Regions from separate parts of the Mus musculus genome. Here all the other regions are linked to region 3. Evidence: chromatin loops called from intact Hi-C (ENCODE). Cell type or tissue: gastrocnemius. All regions are shown on one strand. Each heading gives the region's core, and the rest is flanking DNA. Links, peaks and the distances in the headings are about the cores only.

Evidence for each region. A loop is a pair of places that touch in the nucleus more often than their neighbours do. Peaks named below come from ENCODE experiments on the same cell type or tissue, not always from the same donor. Only the 100,000 strongest peaks of a DNase experiment are listed, where the experiment ranks them.
Region 1: it touches region 3 in a loop (2.9-fold over the local background); 2 of 42 quality-filtered maps call a loop at or near these places.
Region 2: it touches region 3 in a loop (2.3-fold over the local background); 2 of 42 quality-filtered maps call a loop at or near these places.

What each region holds. Positions count from the first base shown.
Region 1 is chr1:37,005,000-37,010,057 of GRCm38, reverse strand. It overlaps the pseudogene n-R5s210. Among named protein-coding and RNA genes, the nearest start is that of Vwa3b, 22 kb to the left of the region's middle. In gastrocnemius, for the core only: no CTCF peak of the experiment used is centred there; no DNase peak of the experiment used is centred there; H3K27ac peaks cover 1,831 bases.
Region 2 is chr1:37,010,423-37,015,480 of GRCm38, reverse strand. No RefSeq gene overlaps it. Among named protein-coding and RNA genes, the nearest start is that of Vwa3b, 16 kb to the left of the region's middle. In gastrocnemius, for the core only: a CTCF peak has its summit at 2,287; no DNase peak of the experiment used is centred there; H3K4me3 peaks cover 810 bases; H3K27ac peaks cover 2,844 bases.
Region 3 is chr1:37,075,451-37,081,388 of GRCm38, reverse strand. The region is part of intron 7 of Vwa3b (von Willebrand factor A domain containing 3B); the gene reads right to left. Among named protein-coding and RNA genes, the nearest start is that of Gm39626, 32 kb to the right of the region's middle. In gastrocnemius, for the core only: no CTCF peak of the experiment used is centred there; a DNase peak (open chromatin) is centred at 3,245; H3K4me3 peaks cover 765 bases; H3K27ac peaks cover 3,481 bases.

The sequences.
Region 1 (5,058 bases), core at 562-4,561, 71 kb after region 3:
TGTTTTTGGTGTCTTCTAGGATTCACCAGTTGGACGTGGGTGGAAGTTATATATTTCCTTCCTTCCCCACAACCAGATGGTGTGTAATAATCAATGCTCATCTCAGACCAGATTCTGGCCCTTGGTCAAGCCCTACTAGAAATGAGGCTCACAGAGTCACCCGATCCGGTCCATGATGTCAGCTGGGATCTGACCCCCTGTAACTAGAGAAGCTGATACACACTGGATTCGTTCTCAACAGCTATAGAAATAGACTGCTACATTTTTTTTTAAAAAAAATGTTTTTCATTGATTTATTTATTCTCTGTGTGTGTGCTGTGGGTGTGTGAGTGTGTGCGCGCACCACACATGCCACAACACACTCGTGGAGATCAGAGGACATTAGGTCCTGGGGATCAAACTTAGATTGGCAGGCTTGGAGGCAAGCGCCTTTACCTGCTGAGCCATCTCACTAGCCCCGACAATCTTTTTTTTTTTTAAGGTTTATTTATTTTTATTTATATGAGCACACTGTAGCTGTCTTCAGACACACCGTAGAAGAGGGCATCGGACCCCAGTACAGATGGTTGTGAGTCACCATGTGGTTGCTGGAAATTGAACCCAGTACCTCTGGAAGAGCAGTCAGTGCTCCTAACTGCTGAGCACTCATCTATATCTCTTGCCCGCCCCTACAATCTTTCTTGGTTTTGTTGAACCCTGAGGGTAAGCCCAGGACTGTCTGCATGCTCAATAGGTGTTCTACCCTGTCGCTGCAGCTCCAGGCTGGTACTAAAATCTTCATGACTTAAGACAACTGAAGTTTCTTCTCCCAATTCTGGAGACCGGAAGTCTGAGATCCTCGCATCAGCTTCCTCTTTCCCTCTTTCTCTGGCCAATCTGACTCCTTCCTTGCCTCTCTTTAGCTTTAAGCCATGAGCAGGAACACTTTATGCCCCTTGATTGTTATCTGCATCATCTCAATGTCTGCCTCTGATGTCACGTGCTAGTTTCAATGTCTGCCTCCGATGGTCCGTGTGTCTTTTCTCTACCTCTCACAGGACAGCCGTTACTGGATCTGCTTGGTTACGCTTATAAAGACCACGGCTGCAGGATTCATCTACTCTAGTATGGCGTCATCGAAACTTGGCTACATCTGCAGGATCCTGTTTCCAGAAATGTCACAACCTCAGCAGCCAGCAGGTAAAGCTGCAACCTCTTTTTAGAGGATACAACTCCAACATGGCGACTCAGAAGCCAGTGAAAATCTATGCAAATGGATGGGTCCTAGAAAGCACCGTTCTCCTGGTCACCTGAGTCCTTTTTTCATCTTTGGTGAATTATAATATAATTACATTATCTTCCCCTCCGTTTCCTCCTTTCAGACCCTCTTATGTACCCCCATCCCCTCTTTTTCAAATTGATCTTTTTTCTTTTATTCTTTTAATTGAAAAAATTTATACAATACATGTTGATTATGATTTTACTCTCCTGCAATTCTTCCCAGGTCCTCCCCATTTCCCTACTGATGAGGGCCGGTGCTCCCCTCCCCCAGCATAGCTGTAGCCATTTTGTTCATGCCTGCCAGCTATTTAATATTGCTGCTGTAACATACCTGTCAGTCATTGACACAGAAAAATACCCTGACTCCGAGCAGGGTCATGCTGACCACATACCCTGCTATCTTCTGTATGAGGTTCGTCAATCTTAAGAAATTCCATGGAGCTTTACATAGGACCCATCAAATTAAAGGTCAGTATGAACTCTGATGTCAAAAAGGGCTTGACTCAGGGCTGACCACCAGGCAGGCAGCACTTCCTGTACCTGCCTATGAGCTCACTGTGTTTTTTTTGCAGGTTTAGCCTTTATAAACTGACAGAGAAAGATGGTCAGGGGTCAGAGCCTCAGCCGTGAATTCTGAACTACAGCCCTGATCAATCAGTCTTAGGGTGAGTGTTCAATAAACCATCCCTGTCTGACTGAGATTGGTTTGTGGGTCTGTGGGGTGACTCTTTGACCCCAACATCCATCCGCCTAACTCTATATTCACGTGTACCAAAAAAACACTTTATAAACACATGTACCAAACCAAAAAAAAAAAAAAAAAAAAAAACTCACAAAAATGGAAAACAAAATAATCAAGCAAAAGACCAATAAGACCAAAAAGCCCAAACAAAACAAAATGAGACAAAAAGTCTACAAAAATGCTGCTGAGTTTGATTAGTGTTGGCCCTCTCCTGCTGGAGTGGGGCTGTCCCTCCTGTGGTTAGTATACCCAGAAAGACTCCATTTGGGAACACTAAATTTTCCTTTGTCAGCAGCTATCAGTTGTAAATAGCTTCTTAGTTAGGGGTAGGAGGGAGGCCATGGACACTCCTCTCTCTCTCTAAGTACTGGGACCCCCATCTGCCTTGAACCTGCGAAGACCCTGCTGGATCTTCTGCTGCCACAGGGAGTTCATGTGTGCCTCTGTCTGTTGTGTTTGGAAGACACTGTTTCTTGGCGTCAGTGACCACCTCTGGCCCTTGCCATCTTTCTGCCTCCTCTTCCACACAGATCCCTGACCCCGAGGGGAGAGGTTTGGTGAAGACATCCATTTAGGGCTCAAGAGGGTAAGACTCTTAACTTAAACGTTGTAATCATAGGATTACAACGGTGAGAAGTATTCGGGGACATTCCTTATAATTCCTTAACAATCTAAGAAAAGGCTCCTTAAACTCAGCACTACAGACTCCCGGAGCAGCCTGGAAAGTCTAGAGACCCCTTCATACATGAGAATTCCTGGAGAAAAGCTGGTTTTTGCAAGGGCTGATCAGCTGATCAGTAGATTAGAACACCAGTGACCTGGAGGGGTTGGAATGTTGCAGATCCAGAGCCTAATTACAATGTATCCTGGGCCATCATTAGCCTACTACATAGTCATAGTTTGCTCACCTCTGTATCTAACCCAACACCTTGTGACAAATAAAACCCCTTTGGAATGTATCAACCTAACAAAACCCTAATTTCTACCAATCAATAGGCTGGGCTAACAGTGCCATCTCACAGCATCCAAGGCTTGTAGCAGAGCTCTCCCCATTCAGATATAACCCGCTTACCTGGTGTGCTCCACCAAGCCCACCTGCATCTGAAAAGTGTCTTTTTTGTTTGTTTGTTTGTTTGTTTTGTTTTGTTTTTGTTGTTGTTGTTTTTTTGAGACAGGGTTTCTCTGTGTAGTCCTGGCTGTCCTGGAACTCGCTCTGTAGACCAGGCTGGCCTCGAACTCAGAAATCCGCCTGCCTCTGCCTCCCAAGTGCTGGGATTAAAGGCGTGCGCCACCACGCCCGGCTTGAAAAGTGTCTTGATTCATGACTTTCTTTGTTCTGTTACTACAATCAACTCCTGAAAATGCTGCCTCGCTGGAATGTGGAATTTGTGGAGACCTGACTGAGTCCTCCAGCGACGCTCACTCCTGCTTCCCTCCAGAACAAACTACCTCTTACCACTTTTGAAGTGAGAGCTGTGTTTTGTGTTGACACCTTATTGGGGAAAAGACGTTTGAAAACTAATGAAGTGCGTAGGAATGCAAGGGAAAGCATATACTGAAACATAATCCTGAAAATATTTTTATTTATTTTTAAAGATTTATTTTTGGTAACATTTTAATTTTATGTGATGTGTGTGTGATGTATATGTATATGAATGAGGTGATGTATGTGATATGTGTGTGATGTGTATGTGCGATGTGATATGTGTGATGTGTGTAATGTGTCTGATGTGTGTGTGATGTGTGATATGAGTGAGATGTGTGTGATGTATATGTATGTGTGATGCAATGTGTGTGATGTGTGTAATTTCTGTGATGTGTGTGATATGTGATATGAGTGTGGTGTGTGTGTCATGTGTGTCATGTGTGTGTGATGTATGTGTTATAGGTGTATATGATGTGTGTGTGTGTGATGTGAGGTGTGCTCATGTCCATACAGTATTCATGGAGGTCAGGCAAGAGTGTCACATCTCCTGGAGATGATGCAGGTGGTTATAAGCCTCCCAGTGTAGGTGCTGGGAACTGAACTCTGGTCCTCTGGAAGAACAGCAGAAAATGTTCTTAGATGTTAAGCCATCTCTCTAGGCCCCTCAAAATAATATATGTACTTCTTTATTAATATTTCAAATAATAAAATCTAACAATTGGAAAGTAAGAATGAATATAAACAACATCTCGAGACATATGCGGCAAACAGGTGATCAATGATCTCTGAGCTGCCTGCCACTATCCTCCCCTGTAGCTGGCTGATCATGTTCCTAAATGAAGGAAATGCCAGTTTTCAACTTGAAAAAAAACTAAAAGTAATCTATTGGAAATGTACAAAACATTTGAAGTTTACTAAAAAAAAAAAAATACATATATATATAGTTTTTCCTGTCTAAATTGATGAACTTCTATCCTTAGATGCTTAGAAAGTCTACCTGTCATCCCTTAAAGATACAGAGAGTGTCTTTTTGTTTGTTTGTTTGTGTTTGTTTGTTTGTTTGTTTTTAAAAAGCCTACAGAACCTGGTATTTTCAGGCGGTCTCCCATCCAAGTACTAACAAGGCCCGACCCTGCTTAGCTTCCGAGATCAGATGAGATCAGGCATGTTCAGGGTGGTATGGCCATAGACATGTATTATTTTTAAATTCATGTTTTAATGTATTATTGTTATTATTATCATTATATTAATTATTGTGTGTTTATGTGAATGCTGGTGCATATGTATTGAAACCCCCATGGACGATCAGAGGACAACTTTTGTGAGTCACCGTTTCCTTCCACCTTGTGCAGCCTTTGTGGTCAACACGGCCATAGCAGAAGACATTGAACTGTGGAGATGGCCAGTGCCATTGGGTGACTCGTTTGATGGATTCCTGAATATTTGAAAGGTGCTCGTGGACAGCCTAGGCATGACCTTGGAGCATGCCTGTTTCCTATATGCCTAGAGCCAAAGAGACAAAGCTGAGTTAGAGTGCTGCTGCTGAATCTAATCTATATGTACAAGTTTAAAACCTGAACAGATCAATAATCAAAATGCTGCTGATATTTCGCTGTCTGCTCGAAGCACT
Region 2 (5,058 bases), core at 562-4,561, 66 kb after region 3:
AAAACAGATATATATATATCCATATTACACACACACTGAAATGGAAATACTGTTGCAATCGTGTCATGAATGTTGTTGAGCAATGAACTACTCTCTGAGTGGATTTAGAGGATTCTCTACAAAATGGAACTCATACCTAGTACCATCAACTGGGCTCCAAACCAATGGCTGCTGTCTTAGGGTTTCTGTTGCTTTAATGAGACAGGAAGGAAAGGGTTTATTTCTCTCACACTTCCACACCACAGTTGATCATTGATGGAAGTCAGGGCAGGAACTCAGGCTAGGAACCTGTCTGTAAGAACTGATGCAGAGGCCGTGGAGGATGAATACTGATTCCTGGCTTGCTTCTGCTGGCTTGCTTGGTTTGTTTTCTCATACATAGCTGGACCATTCACCTAGGGGATGACAGATGTGCTATCCCACATCAATTACCGATTAAGAAAAGGCCTTACAGACTTGGGTGCAGACTAATTTGATGGAGGTCCTTTCTCTCTTAAAATTTCTTCTTCCCAGAAGATCTTGCTGCCTTCTGTCAAGCTGACATAAACACTGACCACCACAGCTGCTAGATTAGTGAGAACCTAATATGATTCCTGTCCTAAATGGATGTAGAAATTATCTGTCCCCTCTGTCCTTGTACCCATAGCATAGGGCATCTTTCAACTCTTTTCAGAGAAGTTTCTTCTTGCAGTAGATGGAGATTAATACAGAAACGCACAACTGGTTGATGTTTGGAGAACAAGAGACAGTAAAGTATTCAGCTCTAAATGAGACGTCACACACCCAAAGCTCAGGGATTGTTGTAGTAGGAAAGGTGAAAAGATTGTAAGAGACAGAGGTTGTAGACACCTGTGGCAAAACTGTGTGTTCTGGGCATGACAGAGCTGTGCACACCTAAACTCACAGCAGCCATAACTACATGCTCAAGATCTGTGCAAGATAAGTCAACCAAAATCCCAGCAAGGATAGAGGATGGGCAGATGAAGCCCCACCCCTAGCTTAGGCGCTATCAACAACTGATGGCTGCTGGCAGATTAAGGGATGTGTTCTCAGAGGGATGTGTGCTCCAGTAGATGGTCCTAAACACATGCCCATAAAGGCATGGAAAAGTAGACTCAATGAGTACAAAGCACATGAAGTGGTGGGGGGCATTGTAGAATAGGGGAGTAATTGGAGGGGAGGTATTGGATTAAAGCATATTACAAATATATAAAGTGTATAAAGTTCTCAAACAATAAGACATTTTAGGCAAAAAAATTTTAAAGATAAGAATGTATGTGTAATTTCTTGTCTGCACACAGCTATTTCTGGGAAGAAACTCAAGAGACTGCAGTGTTAGTTGCCTCCAGGGACAGGAAAACAGTGTTGAGGAACACAGGCAGAAAGAAGAATTATTAACTAAACATTGGTTTCCTCTGAATGTGAGGCCAATGTAAAGTTCAACCGAACCTAAACTTAAGTTGTAATATTTTAACAGTATTAGCTGTTATATATAAAGTTATATTTGTCATCCTTGGTTGAGTCTAACTCTTTTGTGCCAGGAATCTCTACTTATTCCTGTCTAAGCCACTCAGACAAGAAACAGGTAAGTTCCCAAGGCACGTGGCCGCTGCGTCTGGGAACGTGATGTTGTAAGTAGAGCCTTGGGGAGAGGCGGGGTACAACTGACGAAGCAGCCTATCAGCTACTGGATCTTATCTGCTATACACACATCTGTGCTCTTACCTCTCTCCTGTGGAGAGAAAGAGGATAAAGGAAATTCACTGACTGATTGATTGATTGATGACTGATTGATTTATAAGTGAAATAGATTGACCCCAGAGCTTGTAACTGGCCCCATTACTATAATGCCCACAACAAGGATTCTACATGTGTGCCTCCACCATAAGTTTTGACTTCCATCCTGTTATCTCCTTGACCAGTGTTTGTGATGCAAACAGCTGGAGGTTTGTTTCTGTTCCCTGGAGGCTCCATCTGCCTGCCCTCTGGGTGAGGTGTTCCTTACCGCTCCATGTACTCCAGGCCACTGAGCATCCCTGTAGCACCTACACTCTGACTCTCGGGCTTTGGTGACATTTTACTGCATTGCAGGCTCATTGCTGTTCTAATTTTGTGTTTTCAGATAGAAACTCAACTTCCTGAAAGAAGGAACATGACCTTCATTGTTCTCCCTACTAAACCAACCACAAAATATGCATTATTTGACTCCCAGCTTATTTGACCTACAAGAGAAATTATGTGTGAACACGCGGTCTTCCTGGGAGCCTTATTCTCTGCCTCAAGTTCCTCTTATTCTCCACCAGGGAAATTCCTCCTCATTGAGCAAGGCCAAAAATGATGTCACTGACTTGATAGAATTTCCCTTCCCTTTCTAGGACTAAATGGACCTCTGTGAATGTCCAATAAAAGACAGCCACAGACACATTCATGAACACACATGCATGCACAGATACCCATGCATGCACACATTAAAGATAATACCCGCGCGTGCACACACATGTATATACGTGGATGCACCACAAATAAAACACACAGCCAGATTCATCATAATAAAAAATATTGAAAGACAAAGACAAAAGAAAAGTCTTCAAAGCAGCGGAGACAACTAACTTATCCCAGAGGAAAGATCTGCAAGAAGACCAGCAGCTGCCTTTTCACCAGAGAGATGGGAGGCAGGGAGGCTGGAAATGTTGAAAGAAAAGAGATGTCAATCAGCATACTAATGCTTATATCCAAGAAAAATACTCTTATACACATACACATGCAAACACATACATATAGAGATAGAGAGTTTGTTTTTGTGAAAACAAAGGCAAAATAAAAGATATTTTCAGGTAACAAAATAAAATATAAGAGAGTTTGTCACATCCAACTTGTAGTTCCACTTTGCAGGAAATGTAGATTTCCTTAAGTGGACACATGTGAGCTAACATGGAATACCGATCCACATACATGTAGAACAATGAGCGCTTGTGAAGAAGACCATATGCTTCTTAAAGACGATGTGCAGTCTAGACTGACAGCTCAGAGACTACAAGCTCTTGCTGCCCTTACAGGAGACACACATACACACATCACACACACAAATCAGATACACACATGCACTCACACACAGATCAGACACACATACTCAGATCAGACACACACACATATATATATACATATACATACACACTCAGATCAGACACACACATACACTCAGACCCAGATCAGATACACACACTGAAATCAGACACACACACAGATCACACACACATGTATACACACACATACACACTCAGAACAGACACACACACATATACATATCACACACTCACAGATTACACACACACACACACACCATTACCTTGATGTTTAAACCATTCTATATCCAGAAATCTTCAATAAAATTCTAATAACCTAAATCCAGCAAAAAAGAATCTTTGACAAAGAGTGGTACATCATGACCCTGTGGAGGTTAGCCCAGGAATGCAATGTCAGCACAATCCAGTCACTTCTATCACTAGTAGATCTTCTCATTGCGTGCCTTTTAAATATCTGTGTTATTTTACATGTATGTGTGTATCCCTGAGTGTCTGTGTGCGTATCACATGTGTACAGAAGCACTCAAAGGTCAGAAGAGTCATCAGATCCCCTGAAACTAGAGTTACAGATGGCTCTGAGAGTGCTGAGCTCAGCCAGGTCCTCTGGCAGAGCAGCCAATGCTCTTAACTGCTGAGCCATCTCTCCAGCCCCTCGTTAGGGGAAATGTGGAGCAACAGGGTTTTTTTGTTTGTTTGTTTGTTTGTTTTTTGTTTTTTGTTTTTTCAGTTAGAAACTTGATTTCAGGGAAGGACTAAATATATTTTTATTTTATGAGACATCAAAGACTATCTAGAATCAAGGAGACAGTTGAAAAGCGTTTTTTCCTGACATTTGAAGATTAGATTACATGAAAATAAAATTTTAAGGAACAAGGAACTACTGAAAGACTGGGTAGTGTTGGGCTTGGCTCCCTTGAATTGTTTTGCTTTGTATGTATGTGTCATGTGTTCTGCATATGTCTATGCATGTGTGTGTGTGTGTGTGTGCGCGCGCGTGCGTGTGCGCGCGCACACGCTCACACAGGCACGATTGCCTACAGGCGTATGGAGGCCAAAGGGTGATATCTGGTATCTTCTTCAATTGTTCTCCACTTTATTTATCTCTGTGGCCCAGCGACTGCTGATTTGGCTAGTCCAACCGGCCAGATTGCCCCAGGGATCCATCCCCATCTCCTTGCTGCTGAGATCACAGGCAGGCTACAAGGCCTGTCTGGATCTTTATGTAGGTTCTGGAGAACCTACATAAGGAATGTCCCCGAATACTTCTCACTGTTGTAATCAGAACCAAACTTTGGTCCTCATGCAAGCCCAGCAAGCATTTGAACCCCTGAGTCATCTCCACAGTGACAATTGCGTAGTTTCTCAGAATGCTGTATTGTGTTATAAGAACTTTATATAAGGGGGCCTGAGAGAGCGGGGCCAGAGCAAGAGGGAAAAGGGAAGGGGGGAAAAAAAGAACTTTATAGAAGTCTGTTGAGAGCAGGGAATGCTTTCAGATACACATAAGATAAGAACAGAGGGCTCAGCACTCAGTGGCAAGAGGACTCCCTAGATTCTAGAAATTGAGACACAGATCCAAGCATGGGAGAAATTAGAACTTAAGAGTGAGAGTCATGTGCCTGTGGTGGGCTGTAAACCCAAGGAGCTGAACAGTCTCGTCCTCATGAATTCAGGATCCTCCACCACCCCTTCCTAAACCAGGAGTGTGGGTGGTGGCATCTGCCTTTAATCCCATCAAGTGGGAGCCAGAGGCAAGTCCATCTCTGTGAATCCAAGGCTACCCTGATCTATAGCCAGTTCCAGGACAACATAGTGAGACACTGTCTCAAGGGGAAAAACAAAAAGAGCTATGTATACTTCTGCCTGCCAGGTCAACTGATTTTTTTTCTTAATTTTGATTTTTAAGTGTAATCTGATTTATCACTTAAATATATGATGATATATGATTTGCCCTCTTGGCTAATGAAGGCTTTAT
Region 3 (5,938 bases), core at 852-4,851:
ACACTTAATGCATCCCGGGAAGATGCTGGTAAACTAAAGCACTCCTGGTCACCCTCAAACCCCAGCCCAGTCCCTATGTGGCCTTTTCCATCCTCAGGGCTCCTAAATGAAGGTCTGGCCCAGCAGAGTGGCAAGTTTACTGTGGCTTGAACCCTAAACTCTTGTTTGGCCATGAAGATGTGAAAAAAGACCTCATTATAACCATGAAAAGGTGTTCTATACACCAGGAAAGGTGAGCAAATAGTTTTCTTTTCAGAAACTAATACACTTTTAAAATTATAAACTGTGATAAAAGTATAAAGTTTCCAAGAGACCAAGGGGGAATAATGAGAGGGGGTTCCAGTGGGTGGGATGGGAGGGGGGGCAGAGGAGTGGATTGGGGGAAGGAAAATGAACACCAAGGATGTTAGGAAAAACCACATTGGAGACTTACTGAATTACAAGACACACACACACACTCATTCCATATAGAAGAATTTAATTGGAATTACTCTACAAAGAAGATTTTGCTCCTCCCAAAAGCTATAGGTTGCAACATAAAAAGCTCAGTGCTGGGTATGGATTACCTCCCTCTAGTTGTTGGCCAGAAACCCCTGAACATAATACAGGAGCTTGCTGTTGCTCTTCATTGCCCATTAGAACTTGATGGCAAAGCCCTATTGCTGAAGAGAGCATGCACGCCAATCACTGGTACATGGAGCGATCAAGCAATCAAGCTGGTATCCCATCCTGAAGGGGGAGGGGCGTATAAAACCCCACCCCTTACTGAAGTACTAAGGACAGGTGATGGCCTCTAGGGTAGGGAGATTCAGTTTGCAGTTCAAAGGTGTGGCTGCTGGTAGATCGGTTGAACTCCTGTGATTGACTCTATACAGGCCACACAAATTGGACTTGTATCACCTTTTTTTTTAAGGTGATACAAAATTGTAGCATTGGTGAGGTGGAGGTGGACCTGGGAGAAGCTGGGGTGAACATGTTTAAAACACACTGGATGAAATTCTCAAAGAATCAATAAAATAGTTTACAAAGAAAGAAAGAAAGAGAGAGAGAGAGAGAGAGAAAGAAAATCTCTCAGAGACCTAAAGTTACTGTTTAGGTCTGATAAAAAGGGGCCACATTGTATCCATATAGGGTAGAAAGTGGTAATAATCAGTAGTCTAACTTTAATGAAAGCATTCTTAGTGGTGTGATGCATGTTAAAATATAGTGCTGGCTGGATCTGGATTTGAGGCCCTAATAACTGAGGCACTGTGCAGCTTCATTCAGTCTCACGCTATAGAAATCACGCATTAGCTAATTTAAAACAAACAGAGAGTCATCCCAACATTTTGGGAGAGAATCTACACTTTCTTGAGGGCAGGGAGTGTGTCTGTTTCATAATGGGCATTTCTCTTCTCTCAGGAGGAATTCTACATATACAGGATGGGCAGTTTGGGTTCTAAGTGAGGTGTGTGACTGTCTACTGGTCCCCTACTCTTCTTGTAAACAGAACACTGTAAAATGCAAAGGGGATGTCTTCTCACTGTCCCCCATTCACTTACTTTGATGATCCAGGGAATGGCACTGTTGAGAGGTGTGGCCTTGTAGGTGTGTCACTGTGGGTGTGGGTTTTAAGACCCTCATCCTAGCTACCTGCAAGCCAGTCTTCTCCTAGCTGCCTTCAGGACAAGAGGTGGAACTCTCATGTCTGCCTGGACGCTGCCATGCTCTCACCTTGATATTGGACTGAACCTCTGAACCTGTAAGCCAGCCCTAATTAAATATTGTCCTTACAAGACTTGCCTTGGTCATGGTGTCTGTTCACAGCAGTAAAACCCGAACTAAGACATTTAGTAAACCTGAATTAACCATTCCTATTCTGGGGAGGAACACCCCTTGCTGATAATCATGTTCCCCGGGCTCTCTGGCGGTACTGGTGAGCTGACGGCGGAGACCTGAGCGCATGGAAAACAGGAAGAGTAAACGTATTCCTGCCATGATGAGATGTAGTGAAGGGGCCTTCCCTCGAGTCAGGCTCACCCTGTCTGAGCTTTCAATCTTCAAAGGTGTGAGCTAAGTAGCTCTTCTGGATTTGTCACTGCTGTTATTGCTGTCTTCACTAGTTTTTAAAAGTACCCAGCCTCAGGTATTCCACTATAGCAATAGCAAACTGGCTAAGATAACTATGATAGCCTTAAGGATGGAATTTTGTTTATCGATTTTTTTTATAACTAAAGCACCCTTGATAATTGGCTAATACCTCCAAATAGACTGTTTTAAAATAGACTTTTTGAGAATTCCCTTTTTCTATCCCTGAATATCCTGGAGCCCAGCAAAGCTCTCAACTTTTACATATCTAGAGGCCTCTCTCAGCTTTGAAATCATAGCAAGCTTATTCAAATATAATCAGAATTCACACTAGCTCTCTTTCCCCAGGCAACTCGGTTTAAATTTTAAGACTTTTGATGAATTTCTCCACATCTTGTGTGTTGTTAAGCTATGCCTACAGGATGCTTGGACCTACTCGGTTAGATCAGAGGTTGATTGCAATGGCTGAGCTAAGCCCAGAACTGATCTTACCCCTGTCTGGTATCAGGTGAACAGGCCACACTGCAGCTAAGAACCTCGAACTAAACAAGGAGTCCAGGGCTGGAGCCTAAGATGGAGACAGGAATACGGGAGTAGGGGTGGGGTGTCCCTAACCATAGGGGCTCACTCTTTGTGAGGGTGCAAAGCCTGAGCGTCCATGAGATCTTCAAAGGTGTGAACTAACGGTGGATGAGAGGGAGGTAGGGGTGGGGAGTTCTTATGTTACTTTGACTCTTGGGGGAATGGAGAAAGGAGCAACATAAATCAGAGCAGAAGCAGACATGGACGCTCGGAGAGTCTGGTGCCCCTGGGTTCAGAGTCTTGTTGTCCATTTCTTTTGATTTCTTCAGCTTCACCCCAGTGAGATTTTAAATCCTACAGCAGATGCTTAATAAATCCTTACTAACCAGGGGCCCGCCTTAAGCGATGACAAGAAATTCAAGGTGCCAATCAGGCAAGAGGGGTGGAGTCTGGGGGGGAGGGGAGGTCATACAGACCTCCGCCTGTTAAACCATCACGTGGCAACAGCTCAGAAGGACTGTTCGGCCACATTCACTGAATTAAGCTCAATTTCAGGCAGAGAAAAGGTAATTCTGAGAGAGCCTCTTGCTGCCGACAGAAACAGCTACCGAAAGGCACCACCCGGCACTTCTAAATTAAACTGGAGAATGGAAACAGAGAGGCATGGTGCCAGGCCTGAGTGATGGGCCACGAGACTCAGAGTCTAATTAAAGATCACGTGTGTCTGCCAAGAGCAGGACTGCTCCTTTAAACATAGCAACCTGATGATGTTCAAGTAAATAAAATGTAGTTTTAAAACCCGTAGTCTTAGCTCACGCTTTCTCCCCCTCTGCCAAAACAAACAAAAAAAGAAAATTTCAAAAATAGACTACCAGTTTTTTTTTTACAGCTCTTGTGCTTCTTTTTAAAAAGGCTTTTGCATTTTGTTTATTATATGTGCGTGTAAGCATACATATGTGCATGAAGGTCAGAGGGCAACTTCCACCACGTATGTCCTAGGACTTGAACCCAGGCCCTCAGACTTGGCAGCAAGCACCTCCACCTGCTGAGTGGTCTTCCTGGCCCCAGAGCAGATTTTTTTTTTTAAGTTCCAATTCACTCAAAGTACCAGATACAAACAAAATGTACCCTGCAAAGCGTCGTGGCCTTTTACTACAGCCTTGTGCTATGGCCCTTTCCTCTTAATGTGCTCCTTACATAATCTCTTCCGTCTATCTGGCAAGCAAGGTCTAGTGATGGTCACAGCAGAACCTATCTATCGTTTTTTCTCCTCCTCTGTAAACTGGACCGGTAACTAAGATGACTCAGCTATGTTGAGTGTGTCAGCGCACAGAACAGGCTCAGCGGGAAGAGCTACTTCAGGGCTGATTGCTGACAGCTGCCTAATGAGAGGAGCCCAGAAATAAAAGACAAGCCTTGTTGCCCCTTTTCACTCCATTGGACAAGGAGAGGCTCTAAGCCGTTGGGACTTTGGGTGGTATGTATCATATCAGATGAAAGTTTTAAACGCAAGCTGCAGTGGTTTGGTCCAGTGAGATGCTCTGGCTTGATGAAGCGGGATCACGCAGCACTGAGCATGGCTTGCAGCCCACGTGATCAGGCTAGCCCTGGCTGCTTGAATTTACAAACCTGAAGAGCCTGGGATCTCAAACCACCTGAAGCATTACGCTGTCAGCTCTGACGACCAGTTCCGTGCCTGAACTAAGCAGCTTCAATGTCAAAATTATTACATTTTCATGATGGATGATGACAGACGCCAACTTTTACTCTGATCTAACTTTATACATCTATAGTCATTATTTCAGATTTTTTTTTTAATGATAAAGCAAGAATAGAAGCTAAAACAGAAATAGAGCTTGCTTCAGACACTAATATGATAAGTCTTCCCGAAGAGTTCCCAAACCTCTACCTTGGACCCACCAGCTTTGAGAACCCAATGGGTAGCCATAAAGATGGTATCCCTGGCCATACCAGCAGCTGCAGCTTCTAAACAAGTACAGACCTCACCGCCAGCTCTACGGGGGCCTTCCAAGAAGTGAACGCTAGCATGTCCAACTTTACAAACATATGAGCAGCGTTTTGAGCTCTGGCTGAGCTTACAAAGGAAGAAATTACTCACACAGAGGGCCCAGTGCACTACCCGACTCAACACTAAGTAAAAATCCCACTTCCAGGAGAAGAGGGACATGGGCTCCTTTTGCCACAGCAGGGATTAACACCCTCCATGGTTGCCCTAGGATGCTCCCAACAACGGGACTTGTCTCCCACCAGGACACTTGATCCTTCCACATCCAGTTCTCTGTTCCCAATTCTAATTCCCAGCCCTGACTATGTAGTGACTCTTTAAATTGGTCATTATGATAGAGGCTGCCATGTTCTTCCAGATTATTTCACCATCTAGAGCCAGTGTCTTCAGGAAATGCATCTGGAATTCTAAAAAAGAAAAAGGGCAGTTGATATTCATCGAAAGCTGGTTTGTCCTGAATATTTCTCTGTGTGTCATGTGGACTGAAGCCCTCAATACTCATATAAGCAGATGGTATTATTCCCATTCTATAAATGAAAAAGCATAAAGTCTTGGTAATATGCTATCATATCATAATTTGTGGCAAAACTAGGATTTGATGCCAGATCTGATACCGAAGTGATTCATTTTCCATCAAACACTGTTTCCTGGGACCAAACCCAGAATCACACAAGAATGAAAGGCTGTGACCCCTTGCATTACTGTTCACATCCCATACCCACGCCCCTCCTCAGCTTTCTGCGGGTGGAAGAGTCCTCACCCTTCATTAGGACTGGGCATGGTCATGTGATTAGCTCTGGCCAATGAGACGTTAGCAGATAGAACATGCGCAGTAAGCATGTCCAGGTACTTCGCCTTGGTTGGTTCTTATGTACCGCACCACCACTCTACGAACACACCTTCTGTAGCATGAGCTAAATGATCATAAGTCTGTTTAAAATTAAACCACAGTTGACCTGGAGCCATGTGACATTTAAAGAAAACAATAACTATGATGATAAATAATTGCTGAGCCCAGCCAGGTGGTACAGACTGGAATTCCCAGGAGGGAGGCTGAGGGGGGAGGGGGAAGGGGCAGCCTAGGTTACAGAGTGAGTTCAAGGTCAGCTTGGGCAACTTTGATCTTAGCTCAATTTTTTTTTTTTTTTAAATAGGAAGAGGGCTAAGGACACAGCTCACTGGAAGGATACTAGCCCAGGATGTGGGAGGCTCTGGAGTCAACCCCTACCACCCCAGGGTTCTGATACAATGCTGCTGTTGCTGCTAATATTACTATTATTAATAATGATGATGACAGGGATTTTCCAGAGTCAATGAGGTTGA